Regions from separate parts of the Homo sapiens genome. Here region 1 is linked to region 2. A link is an interaction called in ENCODE POLR2A ChIA-PET data of the cell type or tissue named here. Cell type or tissue: OCI-LY7. All regions are shown on one strand. Links, peaks and the distances in the headings refer to the core of each region. The heading gives the core; the rest is flanking DNA.

Evidence for each region. ChIA-PET counts read pairs that join two places held together with the same protein. Peaks named below come from ENCODE experiments on the same cell type or tissue, not always from the same donor. Only the 100,000 strongest peaks of a DNase experiment are listed, where the experiment ranks them.
Region 1: POLR2A ChIA-PET joins it to region 2 with 6 read pairs; 1 of 35 experiments calls an interaction of 5 or more read pairs at or near these places.

Annotation. Positions count from the first base shown.
Region 1 is chr3:39,061,520-39,068,571 of GRCh38, reverse strand. WDR48 (WD repeat domain 48) reads right to left here. Exons shown (of 19, transcript NM_020839.4): 2 at 5,382-5,522; 3 at 2,683-2,761; 4 at 1,942-2,024; 5 at 1,697-1,826. Among named protein-coding and RNA genes, the nearest start is that of WDR48, 13 kb to the right of the region's middle. In OCI-LY7, for the core only: CTCF peaks have their summits at 2,950 and 3,153; a DNase peak (open chromatin) is centred at 3,201; H3K27ac peaks cover 512 bases.
Region 2 is chr3:39,119,190-39,126,241 of GRCh38, reverse strand. TTC21A (tetratricopeptide repeat domain 21A) reads right to left here. Exons shown (of 29, transcript NM_001366900.1): 8 at 6,222-6,320; 9 at 5,053-5,245; 10 at 1,082-1,179; 11 at 710-910. Among named protein-coding and RNA genes, the nearest start is that of TTC21A, 15 kb to the right of the region's middle. RefSeq lists silencers at 724-899, 3,232-3,291. In OCI-LY7, for the core only: no CTCF peak of the experiment used is centred there; DNase peaks (open chromatin) are centred at 3,221 and 4,411; H3K4me3 peaks cover 1,130 bases; H3K27ac peaks cover 1,569 bases.

The DNA of each region.
Region 1 (7,052 bases), core at 861-5,860, 57 kb after region 2:
AAATGCTCAATATCTGATAAACTGCAGTGCCATTGAAAAGCTATCCGCTTAAATGATATGTTTAAAGCTATTCATGTGCCATAAATATGAAAAAATGTTCAATTTCAGTATTTTTCAAACACAAATCAAACCAAAAACACTGTTTCATACACCAAGACAAAAAACAAGGTAATACTTGATTGTAAAAAGAAAACAGTACAATGGAACTCTCATATATTACTTATGTGAAGATAAATAGGTACAACCTTTCAGGAAGGAATTCAGACTATAGCAAAAATCATGTTCATACTCTCAGTATCACTGAAGTAAAAAAGATGTATATGAAACTGTCTATATAGTATGAACCCAATTTTACAAACATATTAAAAAGTTGAGTAAATGAGTTACTACATGTACTGTTTAGAAAAATGTCTACTTGTAGCAAGTACTCAATACAGGTTAGCCATTATTAGTATTATTTTTATTATTATGTATTAAAAAAAAGTGTGATATCCTCTCTAAACAACTCTAAGCAAGATGTAGCAGAATCTGTATCCACTAAGCCTGGGCCCTGACCTTGTGACAACCTGCTTTTTTTTTTTTGCTTTGTTCCCTCCCATTAGTGTCTCTTTGAGGCAGGCCTTACATCCAGACTTAAAACCTAATGATGTACCATGACAGCCCCAACAGGGACCAGCTAATGAATCAGAGATAATGTACAGGTGAAAAATCAAGAACAAGGGAAAAAGAATGTTGAGACCTTCACATATTTCCTGGAAAACAAGGCAAAACAACAATCAAGAGATTATAAACACAAGTCTCCCAACTTACCCTTCTTGGCACATACTAGGCTATATTAGTAAAACTGTATTGTCTATGTCAATGTGAACACTCCACAGAGTCGTTATAAAATGGACCTATAATGTAGGGATCCAGAGAATGCAGGCCCATGTCTTCAATGTAGACTTTCCAGGTCAGGCCTAGCCAAAAATGTGCTCCTAACAGTCCCTTCTGAAACCTGGCCTAGAGGACTCTACTAGGTTGGGCCAAGCATGAAGCTCAATTTCAAATCTAGACTTGTATGAGCCTGACTTGGTAGTCTGAGATCTCTTAGCTGATGAATCATCCATGCTGTGAACATCTCTGGATTGCCTCTAGAAGCACTCTACCGTTCTGGCTCTTCTGGAATTGGCTTGATTCCTCAGGGCTGCTCTAAAAGGCAGAAAATTTGATAAACTGGCACTGGAAACCTTTTCTTTCTTTCTCCTGGGTATTTTTCATCTTGGCTATTAACTCAAAAGCTCTTAACACTTTAAAAAGTCAGAAAACCGCCTACTTTGTCAGAAAATCGCCACCTCCTTCAATAATACCTGCTGAGTGTATGGATTTGGACCAGGGAATGCTGTGGGAGATACGAAGTAGTAAGACAGTCTCCTCTACCCTGCAGGGACTTACATTTTAGCTAGGGAGCTAAGACATGCACACGTACAAAAAATAACCAGGTTATACCTGGAGAAGTTACCATTTTTAGACTGCAGTGAGGAACTAGCTCTTTGTTGTTCAATCATACTCTTGGGGGCCAGAACGCTGTAGGTAGAAGCACTCTCAAAATATGAAACACTCTCTCGATGCAAACCTATCAAAAATGTTTTATAAACCATTCTTTATTTATGTTAACTTGGATCACTTTCAAAGAAGTTTCTTTTAAACACCTTACTTGTGACAGTGTTATTTGAGGCAGTCAATGCTGTTAGAGTATTCACATCCCAAAGGAATATTTGTCTGTCCAACCCAGCTGATGCTACTAGTTCTTTATCCTTGGCATATGCTAAGGCCTTTACGTAATCCTGTAATAGAACAGACATACTATGATCTATTCTGTAGATCAGTAATAAAATGAGCCACACAAAGTACTGAGATCCCAATATTACACTAAAGACACTGAGAACTGTATTGTTTTACCTTATGTGTCCTTAATGTTGACATGCAAAATCCCTTGTGTGCATTCCATACTTTTACTGTCGTGTCAGAAGAAGCAGATATTACTAGAAGAAGCAAAGAATTAACAAACTCCTTAGTAGTATGACTTAAAACTTTGAAAACTTATCTTACAACAATGTAACATTATTTCAAACTAACATATTCTCTCTCTTACACACACAAACATACCTAAAAGCTCTTTCTAGAACCTATTGTATATTGCCTCAATTTTTTAAAATCTCAAGACACATGTTCAAAGAAAAAAATATATTTTTAAAACAAGCAGTGCAAACATTTTTAATGTTCCAGTTGAAGGCTCAACTAATGTGATTGAGAAAAATTCCTGTAACTCGGACTGCAAAACCAAGGAATGGATCTCACCAAAATTAGAACAAAAAGAGGTATTAATAAGGCTAAAAGAAGAATACATATAGTACGAGTCTATATACAGTTCAAATGAAGGCAAAACTACCCTTTGGTGTTCAGAAGACAGAAGAGCAGTTACCTTGGGGCAAGAGGGAATAACTGAAAGGGTGGCAAAGGGTGGCACAAGAGGGCTTCTAGTAATATTGTTTCTTGATTTGGGTATTCACTTTCTAAAATTGTGTTGAACTGCAATCTCGAAGTGTGTGTACTTTTCTGTATGTATGTTTCAATAAAAAAGCTTATATAAAAAACAAAAAATATATCAGAAGCCCAATAATAATCCAAAGAAATACTTACATGTTTTCCCATTACAACAGAGTACAATGTCGTTTACCCAATCAGTATGGTGTTCCATAGATGCTATATATGGATCTTGCTGAAATTAAAAGAAAAATCCTAAGAGTTTATATGAGAGAATGAAATATATTACAAATGATAGATATGGTTAAATTCTTCAATTAATGTGACATACTGCTCTAGGCATTAAAACTAACACCTGAATTCTGAGTAGAATCTCACCAAATAGGTGATGCTTCCAGATAACAGATGTAAACAGTTTTGTTTCAGGACAGTTTTACTCTTACTGAAAGCTTAGGTTTCCAGGACAAATACTTCATTTTTTTTTTTTTTGCCTTGTTAAAGTGAAGGCAACAAGCTCTGGACTAGGCACTGTGTGTGACATAAAACCCTTTAAAAAGGGTTCACTAGAAAGGACATGACTTGTAGGAATCTGTAGGCTGTGGGGATTTGAATGAGTGGTGGTGAAGGCTCAACAGCAGACAGCAGGGGCAGCAATGAGTCTGATGAGTGCACTAAGGAGCCTGGTCTGAATGCAGAGGGAGATAAACACTTCTGCTTTCAGCTTCCTACTGTTGGGTTCACCCTCTGAATTAAATGTTTTCCTCATGGTACCTACAGGCCTTCAGAGATGAAAGGAAACCCAACGGCTGAGAAAGGACAACCTGTGTCACCATTTCAATTAGGTGATTCGAGATTCTACTTCTCTTACCTGGCTTAATAACCAGGAGAGGCCTTTTAAAGAACAGTATTTAGTTACATCCTACACCTAAAACAGGCAAGTTTGAGACACTTTATGGGCAAACAGAACAGCTCTGTACAAGTCTGTTTGACAAATAATGCTATTCAATCTTGTCATAAAAGGAAGACCAGAAAAAAGATGTTTGGGGCAAGACAGGCAGATTTCCAGATTCTTCAGGTTAGTTCTTTTGGGTGTTTTTCTTAATTTGTTTGAAATACTGTGAATGCTCAGAAAGGAGACATTCCAATTCAATTATAAGTACCAAAAAGCATTTCAAAGCCAAACATAGTTTTCTTACTTTTCATGCTTTTGACATTTGGCCACCACTGCATGGTCCATTGGCTAAAGAATTCAAAGCCTGCCAGACTGAAGTTATAGGCGCATAAAGTAGTGGTTCTTTTTCTGAACTGAATATCAGACTTGTAAAACTTGCTAAAAAGACACAAACTTTTAAAAATACAAGGTCTAGCACTAGGGTTTTCAAGTTGGGCTGGGTACTAATTCTCTGTCACTTCCTAGCCACATAACCATGGGTTTCTCTGAGCCCATTTTCTCATCTATGAAAATGGATCTGGCCAGGCGCGGTGGCTCACGCCTGTAATACCAGCACTTTGGGAGGCCAAGGCAGTTGGATTATCTGAGTCTAGAAGTTTGAGACCAGCCTGACCCACATGGTGAAACCCCGTCTCTACTAAAATTATAAAAATTAGCTGGATGTGGTGGCGTGTGCCTGTAGTCCCAGCTGCTGAGGAGGCTGAGGCAGGAAAATTGATTGAAGCCAGGAGTCAAGAGGTTGCAGTGAGCCAAGATCGCGCCACTGCACTCCAGCCTGGGTGACAGAGCGAGACTCCATCTCAAAAAAAAAAAAAGAAAAAAAAGAAAATGGATCCTAATAGGTACCTTGAGGGACACTGAAAATTAAAATCACATTGGATATGAAAATGCAAAGAGCGTATGGCACATAATTAGAAGATCAATAAATGCTCTTTTTTTCTTCCCTGATTCTTCTTTTCTCTGTCATTCACAATATAGGTGTTCCAACAAAATACTAAAAGGGCTCGTTACCATTTGCCTGGGGATTTATCTTTACACATATTTAAACCCTGTTCCCTGCTTAAGAAAGGGAAATCTTTGAAGGGGAGCATGTTGTCTTCATAGTTTTAACACCAATTTTATATTATCTTTATTTATTTATTTGAGACAAGGTCTCCCTCTGTTGCCCAAGCTGGAATGCAGTGGTGTGATCACGGCTCACTCAGCCTCAACCTCCCATACTCAATCAAGTGATCCTCCCACCTCAGCTCCCCGAGTAGCTGGGACTACAGGTGTGTGCCACCATGCCCAGCTAATTTTTAAGTTTTTTTTTTTGCAGAGACAGGGTATTGTCACATTGCCCAGGCTGGTCTCGAACTCCTGGACTCAAGGAATCCTTTCACTTTGGCCTCCGAAATTGTTGGGATTGCAGGTGTGGGCCACCATGCTCAGCCTAACCTTGTATTACCTAGTTAGGCCGTGTGGGGTTTGTGAGGATCCTAATTACTTTTAAGTGAGGAAAATAAAATATTTTTTCAAGATTAATTAGAAATGTAAAAGAATATTCAATCTTTTTTTAGTAAGGTTACCAAGAGGTTGTTGGGGAACATATTTAAAGCAAAAAAATTAATTGTTGAAAGTAATCCCCCTACTAGCCAAATCACTTTGTTCCTTTGTGGCAAAGAACTCTGTAAGGCAAACCTAGTTTAGGGAGTCCTTGTCTTAGCTGAAACACTTCTGAAACTTTCCTAGGGATGGTTTTTCTCAGAGGCTTACAGAATTCTGGTTGCGATGTCTTTATAGAGTGTACCAAATAACTCAGCATTCAGAGAGATTAAATCTGAAACTGTGAAAAGTGTCATATTAGACAGTAAAAGCCATTTGTCCAGAATTTGCTGGGTACAGATTTTAATCCCTGCATTACCTTGTGCTGATTGACACTCCATATTCTTATGATAGAGTCTCGACCGGCTGTGAAAAGTCTATTTAGTGCTGGATCCAGCTGCAGAGCATTGACTCCATTTCGGTTGTACTTCTCCACTTCATCTCGAATAACATAGGAAACCTGACAAATGTGTCAACATATGCTTTTTATAAAGTACAAGCCATGCAGTAATAAAATATAGTCTACTAGTGGCCAATCTGAAACAGAAAATCCCATGTTTTCCAATATGTACTTTTTCAACCCAATACAAATTTAAATTTTACTCCTTAAAGACTAAAGGGCTGAAGAGAAGGATGGTATCAATGATAGCCTAGTCCAACATGAGTAAGTTGCTAAACTACTATAACTGCTTCCTGACTGGACTCCTTTCCCAGTCTTTAGTCCATTTTTCACAAAGCAGCTAGAGTAATTATTTAAAAATCTATCTCAGCTCTGCTCAAAAACCTCCAGTTGCTGACTACTAGACTCATGATTGGATGTAAATTCCTTAACATGGTCTCAAGTACCCTGTTTGTCTTTCTGGCCACTCATCTCTGCTCCAGGTTCTGGTGCATTGTGCCTCCAGACCATCACACATGCTGGTCCTCTCTGTTTGGAAGCTCTTCCTCCGACCTGTCTGGCTAACTCTTGTTGCAGCCTTCAGGTTTCCATTTAAACAATACTTCCTTTAGAAGGCCTTCCCTGACTTGCCAAGCAAAATGAGGTTTTGAGCTCCTATCACATACTAAACTTTTTCTTCAGGGCATTTTCCCCTACTTTGTTACTGTTGGTGACCTCTGTCTGTTCCTTGTGAAAACAGGGGATCAACTGAAAACAATTACACCTAAGAAAAAGTCAATAAGCTGGCTGGCAGCCAGAAGTAAAACTTTCTAATGTAATGAAATAAACAGTTAAAAATTAACTCAAGATGGACTAAAGACTTAAATGTTAAGACTTAAAACCATAAAAACCCTAGAAGAAAACCTAGGCAATACAATTCAGGACACAGGCATGGGCAAAGACTTCATGACTAAAACACCAAAAGCAATGGCAACAAAAGCCAAAATTGACAAATGAGATCTAATTAAACTAAAGAGCTTATGCACAGCAAAAGAAACTATCATCAGAGTGAACAGGCAACCTACAGAATGGGAGAAAATTTTTGCAATCTACCCATCTGACAAAGGGCTAATATACAGAATCTACAAAGAACTTAAACAAATGTACAACAACAACAACAACAAAAACAACCCCATCAAAAAGTGGGCAAAGGATATGAACAGACACTTCTCAAAAGAAGACATTTCTGCAGCAGACACAAGAAAAAATGCTCATCATCACTGGCCATCAGAGAAATGCAAATCAAAACCACAATGAGATACCATCTCATGCCAGTTAGAGTGGCAGTCATTAAAAAGTCAGGAAACAACAGATGCTGGAGAGGATGTGGAGAAATAGGAATGCTTTTACACTGTTGGTGGGAGTGTAAAGTAGTTCAACCACTGTGGAAGACAGTGTGGCGATTCCTCAAGAATCTACAACTAGAAATACCATTTGACCCGGCCATCCCATTACTGAGTATATACCCAAAGGATTATAAATCATTCTACTATAAAGAAACATGCCCACGTATGTTTATTGCAGCACTATTCACAATAGCAAAGACTTGGA
Region 2 (7,052 bases), core at 1,308-6,307:
GAGGTGGGAGTAGGTTTGCCCTATTCTAAGAGAGACTCCTGGAGCTCTCAGAAAATGCTCTCAGTGAAGGAATTTTGCTTCATTCCACACTTATTTATTATCCTCTGTATCACCTAGTGCTTAGAGCACGAGCTCCAGGCTATGGAACTTTGTTTTGTTCACTGTTGTGTCCCCAGTACCGAGAATGGTATCTGGCATGTAGTAATGCACTCAATAAATATTTGCTGAATGACTCATTACAAGGCACTGGGGGGATATTAAGGTGTATAAAAATATGATCCTTGGTCACAAAGAATCCTGACTGGCTGGAAGAGCAGGACAAACAAGTAAAGACTAACATACTTCTTAGGGGGCTTCTGCGGAAAAGGAAGCCAAATTCTCATCTCGGATAAAGGCAGGGCCATGGGCCGGTGCCCTGTTCTTCCAAGTGTGGTCCCTAGACAAGCAGCATCCATATCACTTGGGAGCCTGTTAGAGATGCAGGGTTTTAGACCCCCCTGTAGAGTCAGAATCTGTACTGGAACAACCTCCCAGGTGACCTGTGTGCTGTATGTTCAAGTTTGAAGAGCACTGGGCTCCCCAGCTGCCCAAGGCTCACCCCATCCTTACTTGTGACTGGCCAAGTAAGGTCCTTGCCTCTGTCCTTCAGGTGGGCACCATCCAAACCTGTACTCCAGACCCCCACCATGAAGACAGGCCTTCCCCTAACCTGCTTGGGGCAGAAGAGCAAGTACTCCTTAGCAATGCAGACCAGGAAGTACGGGTCCAGCTTTTCAAAGTACTCAGAGCCAAGAGGGATGCCTTGCATGCTGGAGAAGTGAAGCTCCACTGCCTCCTTCAGGAGCGCTGTGGTCTCTTCCTCCCCCTTGTGCTTCCTGGACATCAGGAGGGCTTGGAGGAAAATTAGCACCTGTGGAAGAGAGGACCGAGTCTCAGTGCCAATGTCAGCCTGGGCAGATTTGGTAGGCAAGGGCAAAGTGAAGGTCCAGACCACCTTGCATGCTTTCTATTGGAAAGTGGGGGTGGGAGGACAGCAGAGGACATCATCCTGGAGCAACCCATACCCCCAGGGAGCTCTGACCTCAGACTTCCCAAGGGACTTCTGCACCTCCTTCAGGAATTCCAGCCGGTACTCAGCTTCCTCCAGGTGGCCTTCTAAGATATGACACAAGATGATCCCTGTAAATGGGACAAAACAATGATGAGCAGCTAACACTGAAGCATAGCCAGCAGCCCATCAGGTCAAGGGGCATGGATAAGACAGTGGAAGGAAGATGTCTCAGTGTAGGGGATCTTTTCCAACATTTCTACAAACTTAAAGAGAAATACATGCTCATGCTCAAGAATTCAAACCCTAAGGCAATACAGAAAAACATCCCTAGCTCATGTTCTGGCTGTAACAATGTCTCTCTCTAGAGATAACCACTAGGAACAATTTGAGGTATAATACGTTACTACTATATAGACACCTCAGACATATATATGTACACATGAGCATACCAATGGGTTTAAAAACACACACATACACAAAGGGAATCAAATTTCACATACACCATTCTACAATCTGCTTTTTTTTTTTTTTTGAGACGGAGTTTCGCTCTTTTGCCCAGGCTGGAGTGAAGTGGCACGATCTTGGCTCACTGCAACCTCCGCCCCTCAGGTTCAAGCAATTCTCCTGCCTCAGCCTCCTGAGTAGCTGGGATTACAGGCATGGCCACCACGCCCGGCTAATTTTTGTATTTTTAGTAGAAACGGGGTTTTGCCATGTTGGCCAGGCTGGTCTCTAACTCCTGACCTCAGGTGATCCACTCACCTTAGCCTCCCAAAGTGCTAGGATTACAGGCATGAGCCACTGCGCCTGGCCACAATCTGCTTTTTAAAATTTGTATATGATAGTCATATTTTCCCATCTCTTCATACAAATCTACCCCATTTTCTTTGATGACAACACAATGTTTTACTGTGGATGTAACAATTTATTGCCCTACTAATTATTTAACTATTGCCCTACTGAAGGACATCTAATTTCACATTTACTTTATTTTTGGTATTTAAATACTACAATGCTATGATGAACATTTACATAAGTTCAAATTCCTGAGGGAGAGCTGATGGGTCATAGAGCACATATATTTAAAATACTGATAGATAAGGTCAACTTGCCCTCAAAGATACTTGAACTTATATTACTATCAAGAATTTAAAATATCCTTTCTTCATAACCTCAAACGTGCTGTAATTTTTGCCAGTCTGAAACATGAAAAGTAACTAGTTTTCATTTAACACCTTTTTTAACTATTAGGGAGAATGAACACCTGTTCATATTTCCAATATAGCCTTTTCCTTTCTACTGTGAATATTCTGTTCACAGCCTGCCTGGTTTTTTTGGGGGGGGTGATTTTTTTTCTCTTTATGTTTTATTAACCCTTTGTTGCAAGTGTTTTCTATTAGTTTGCCATTTATCCTTTAACTATTTTTACAGTACCTTGTCATGTAGTAATTTTAAGCTTTTATGTAGTCAAATAGGTAAAATATTCTCCTTTGCAGCTTCTATTTTTTTTTTCCATGTAGAGCCACAAAGCCAAACTTTGCAGCTTCCAAGTTTGGAGTTAGGCTTAGAATCCCCAGGGAAACCCATGTTTCATTTAATTTTTATGTTTAATACTTAATTCATCTGAAATTTAAGTATGGTGTAAGATGAGAACTTACCTTTTTTTCTTTTTCATAATGGATAGCAGGGTATCCAACTAGGAGTTGGTGAACAACCTATTAGTTTGAAATAAGGCCTGTTACATCCCATTTATCTATTTGCTTATCCCAGTCAGTGCTGGCCTCAAAGGGACTTAATTACTGTAGTTTTGTGATATGTTTTGATGTTGGGAGGACAAATCTCATCTGTTTGAAGCAAGCTATTCTACTTGCACAGGTATTTCTTTGCTACTTTGGTATATTTATTCTTGACTGTCTTCCTCATCACCATCTTAGTTTTCAGTTATATCCATCCCACTATTAGGCCCATTTATGAAATTTTTTACCTTACAATAATATTTTTTATTTTTGGCAACTCTTTTTTGTTCCTGTACCTTTTTCACAGTAGCATGTTCTTTACTTATTGACATAATAGCCTCTCCAAACACTGAAGGTGTTTTGGGAGGAAAAGTCTTTTCTGTACTAGCCTTAACTCTGCTCCTCAGAGGGCTACTGCTTTGCATGTTCCACTCGGCCAACCTTTCAGACTGCTAGCAGATTTATAAAGGAAGGGCAGCAACTAGGCACATTTTACACACTGTTAAGGTCACTGATTTTGTCAGACTGGGCAGAAAATATGGTGACTCCAGGACATACAGGTGGGCTCAGCTTGGACTGGGAGAGTGGGACAGACATCCTGACCAGTGGACTTTCCTCTGGCTAACCACTGGGACTCTGCCCCTTGAAGGAGGAAGTAGGGAAGGACTCAACCTGGTGGAAGAACATTCTAGGGAATTTTGCTTTTGTGCTGAGCAGCCAAGTCCTTTTGTCCTTCATGTCCCTGGTTATGGTGGGAAATCATCCAGAGCAGTGCTCCTCTCCCTCCTGCCCCAACACCCAATACACACCTCCTGGATTCTAGCCTCTGGCCAAGGCATGATTCCAGTAATCCTCCTATTATCGCTCTCACTGCCCCGTGGCATGCTTTCACACTCAGCCTCTGGTGACCCTGAGCTCGTCTTTTTTAGTTTTTGTTTTTCCTGGAACTCTTTGGGGAAAGCTGGTCTACTAAATTCTTTAGCTAACCCATCTCTGCCTATGTTTGCTTATGGGTTTCTAGATCTGCTTCGAATTCCCATGTATTTGACACCATTTGCCTTCCATCTTCTAGAAATGTGAAATTCTTCAAAGTTTCTGGTCCACGCTGCTATGTACTCTTTTTTTTTTTTTTCTTTCTTTTTTTGAGGTGGAGTCTCACTCTGTGGCCCAGGCTGCAGTGCAGTGGTGTCATCTCGGCTCATATCAACCTCCATCTCCCGGGTTCAAGTGATTCTCCGGCCTCAGCGTCCCAAATAGCTGGGATTACAGGTGTCCTCCACCACACCTGGCTAATTTTTGTGTGTTTTTAGTAGAGATGGGGTTTCATCATGTTGGCCAGGCTGGTCTCGAATTCCTGACCTCAAATGACCTGCCCACCTCAGCCTCCCAAAGTATTGGGATTACAGGCGTGAGCCATCACGCCTGGCTCATTACCTTTTAAAGATATCTTTCATTATTTTCATGGGATTTGGGGACAGAGGGAAAGCATGGATTTGAGGGGGTCAGCCTGACATGTTGAACCAGAAGTCAAGATAAACTACTCTGATAAATGTGCTATGCAGATGAGGAGCCTGGAGTTTAGAAAGGAGAAGTGACTTGGCCCCAAACACATAGCCCCTCAGAGCCAGGGCAAGAGTCGGCCTGCCTTGAGCACTGGACCACACAACTTCCTCAACCCAAACCAAATACTGCCACTTCAGAGTTCACCACAGACCATGGAATAGGGGGCTTTAAAAAATGCGTAAAATGGAAATGGCACTGTAGAAAGTTCATTTGGCATTTATAGAAAAGATTTTTAAAGTCACCTGGACAGACAGGGAAATATATAATTCTCAGAGCTACTCTTTTTGGTGGTTTTTCAGCTCAGAGCCCTGAAGGAGGGTCTACAGAGGTGAATCTAGAGGCTCTGCATGTGGGGACTGGTGGTGAGTAGAACTGCCTCCAACCCCGGCCTGGGCAGCCTGAGAAGAGGCAGGGCCCACTGAGTATAAGGTTCAGCCTGTCAGTCTTCTGGGGCAGTCAGTGTAGACAGACATTGGAGGTCTGGTGGAGATCAGAGTGACTCTGATCATACCTCTGAGCATTGCTGTGCCTCTTACATCTATACTTGTGGATTCCCAGAAAGATACCCCATCATACATTGTACCCCAAAATTCACATACCCTTCAAGGAGAATGCTTTCCAGCACCTCTCTTCTGGACCCATGGAAGCTGCCCGGTTTGGCTCCCGACACCCATCCCTGAGCCCTGCCACACCTGCATATACCTGTCAAACCAGCCATGCCATCCTTGTCCAGTTTCATGGCTTCTGAATACCACAGCAAGGCCTCTTTCACTTGGTTCTTCAGGATGAAGAGATAGCCCAGTTCTGTGGCCACATGGACATACGAGGGGGTGGCCATGAAGGTGCGCTCGATGAAACTACACACTAGCCCTAGAATCACCTGGTGACTCCCACACTGCAAGAAACAGGAAGGTGGGAATTGGGAAACCAGTCAGTCCAGCCTGTATGAGCAAGGTCATGTCAGAAACGGGGGACACTTTGGTAGGCAGGGCTGGTAGGCCCAGGAGAGCCAAGAGGTACCGTGTGTCTAGGCAGCTGGGTCTGTGTTGCTGTCTGGCTCCCAAGGAACCTCTCACTGGCCACAACTGTGGAACCTGCCTCTAGCCACAGGGTCCTCTGAGGGACCTATCCCCTGTCTGGTCACAGTAATTGGTCTAAGGAGTCACCAAGAGGTTTTTCAAAAATTGAAGCTGAATGTGTCCAGTAATAAGAAGTGGCCCCAAAGGCTGCCATCAGCCATGTTCCCTGCCATGTGTGGAGAACAAGGCAGAGAGAATCAGACATACAGAGGGAGAGATGGTGCCTATGCAACTCCACAGTTCTGGTTCCTGGGGTCCCAGAGTTGCCTTCATTCTTACAGCAACTACTTCTAGTAAATCTTGCTTTGGGGCTGAAGGGTCTGAAAGAGATACAGATTTGTTGGCAACCTGGTCTAGTTGAACCTTCCCTGATGTTTGAGAGGCCTAGGCAGGCCAGCCTTCTCAGGTCACCTCCACAAAAAAGAATATGGGAGATGGGCACCCAGGCACTAGAGGCTAGAGCTGGGTGTGGCTCTGCTGCATAACAGCTGCAATACCACCCGCTTTCCCCAAATAAGGCACAGCCCACTCCAAAAGCACTTTCAGACCCCGTCTCCCTGATCTTCATGGCATCTCTGAGGGGGCACCTAGGCTAAGGATGTAGAACCCACATGTCACAGTTATCAGCCAGAGGCAAGTAGGCACAGCAGGATATGAGCCACTACCCTAAAGGACAAGTTTGAGCCAGAAGGGAGGGGTAAGGCACTCAAGGAGCTTCCTGGGGGAGCACAGTTCTCCTCTAAGGAAAGCAGGGAGAAGCACCATTTCAGAACCAGGAAAGAACCTTCTTACCAGTCGGCTAACCACAATAATTTTTTTAAGATGGAGGCTTGGATTTTCGGGTTCCCTTGTCTCTAGTGCCTTAATCAGATTTCTAACGTGATTGGTAGCCTGCAGGGACAAAACAGAGAATGTCAACATGCAAGGTGCAAGGTCAGAGTTGCGCCGTGGTTCTCAACCCTGACTGCATAGTAGCATCAGCTGGGAGATTTAAAAAATGCCCATGCCCAGGCACAACCCCCCAGAAATTCAGATTTAAGTGAATTGGAGTGGTCCAGGCATCAGAATTACTTCAAAGGCCTATAAGTGGAACTCCTGGGGACATTATTCACCCAGAGCTGGCACTGCCCCTCTGTTCTTGAATTTGTTTTTTTTTTTTCTTTTTTTTCTTTTTTTTTTTTGACTGCTCCTTATGGAGCAGGGCTAACCCATAGAGTAGCCCTGTTCCTGAGTTTGTGAAGAGAAGTTGCCTTTTCAGACCCACCCAGGCAGAGCCAGGAGCTAGCCCTCACTGTGTCCACAGTGCAGCCTGCCAGGCCAGCAGCAAACTAACTAGTGCTGGCCCAGAAGCCTCTGCTCCATTTTGACATGAATCAAATGTAAGTCAGTATAACTATTCGAACTTTCCAAACCTTCCTGTCCAACACATGAAAGGTTAGAAAGGTTAGGCAATTGGTCTGAGGTCACCCAGCCACCTAGGTCACTGACAGATTCCAAAGCTTAGGTTCTTTCCCACTCCCCACCCAGGAGTAAGGAATTCTTAGTTCCCAGCTGCAGAGAAGTGCCAAAAGCAAAACCAAGGATGGTATGGGTCCACTCTGTTCAGTAAGTATGAACAAAATT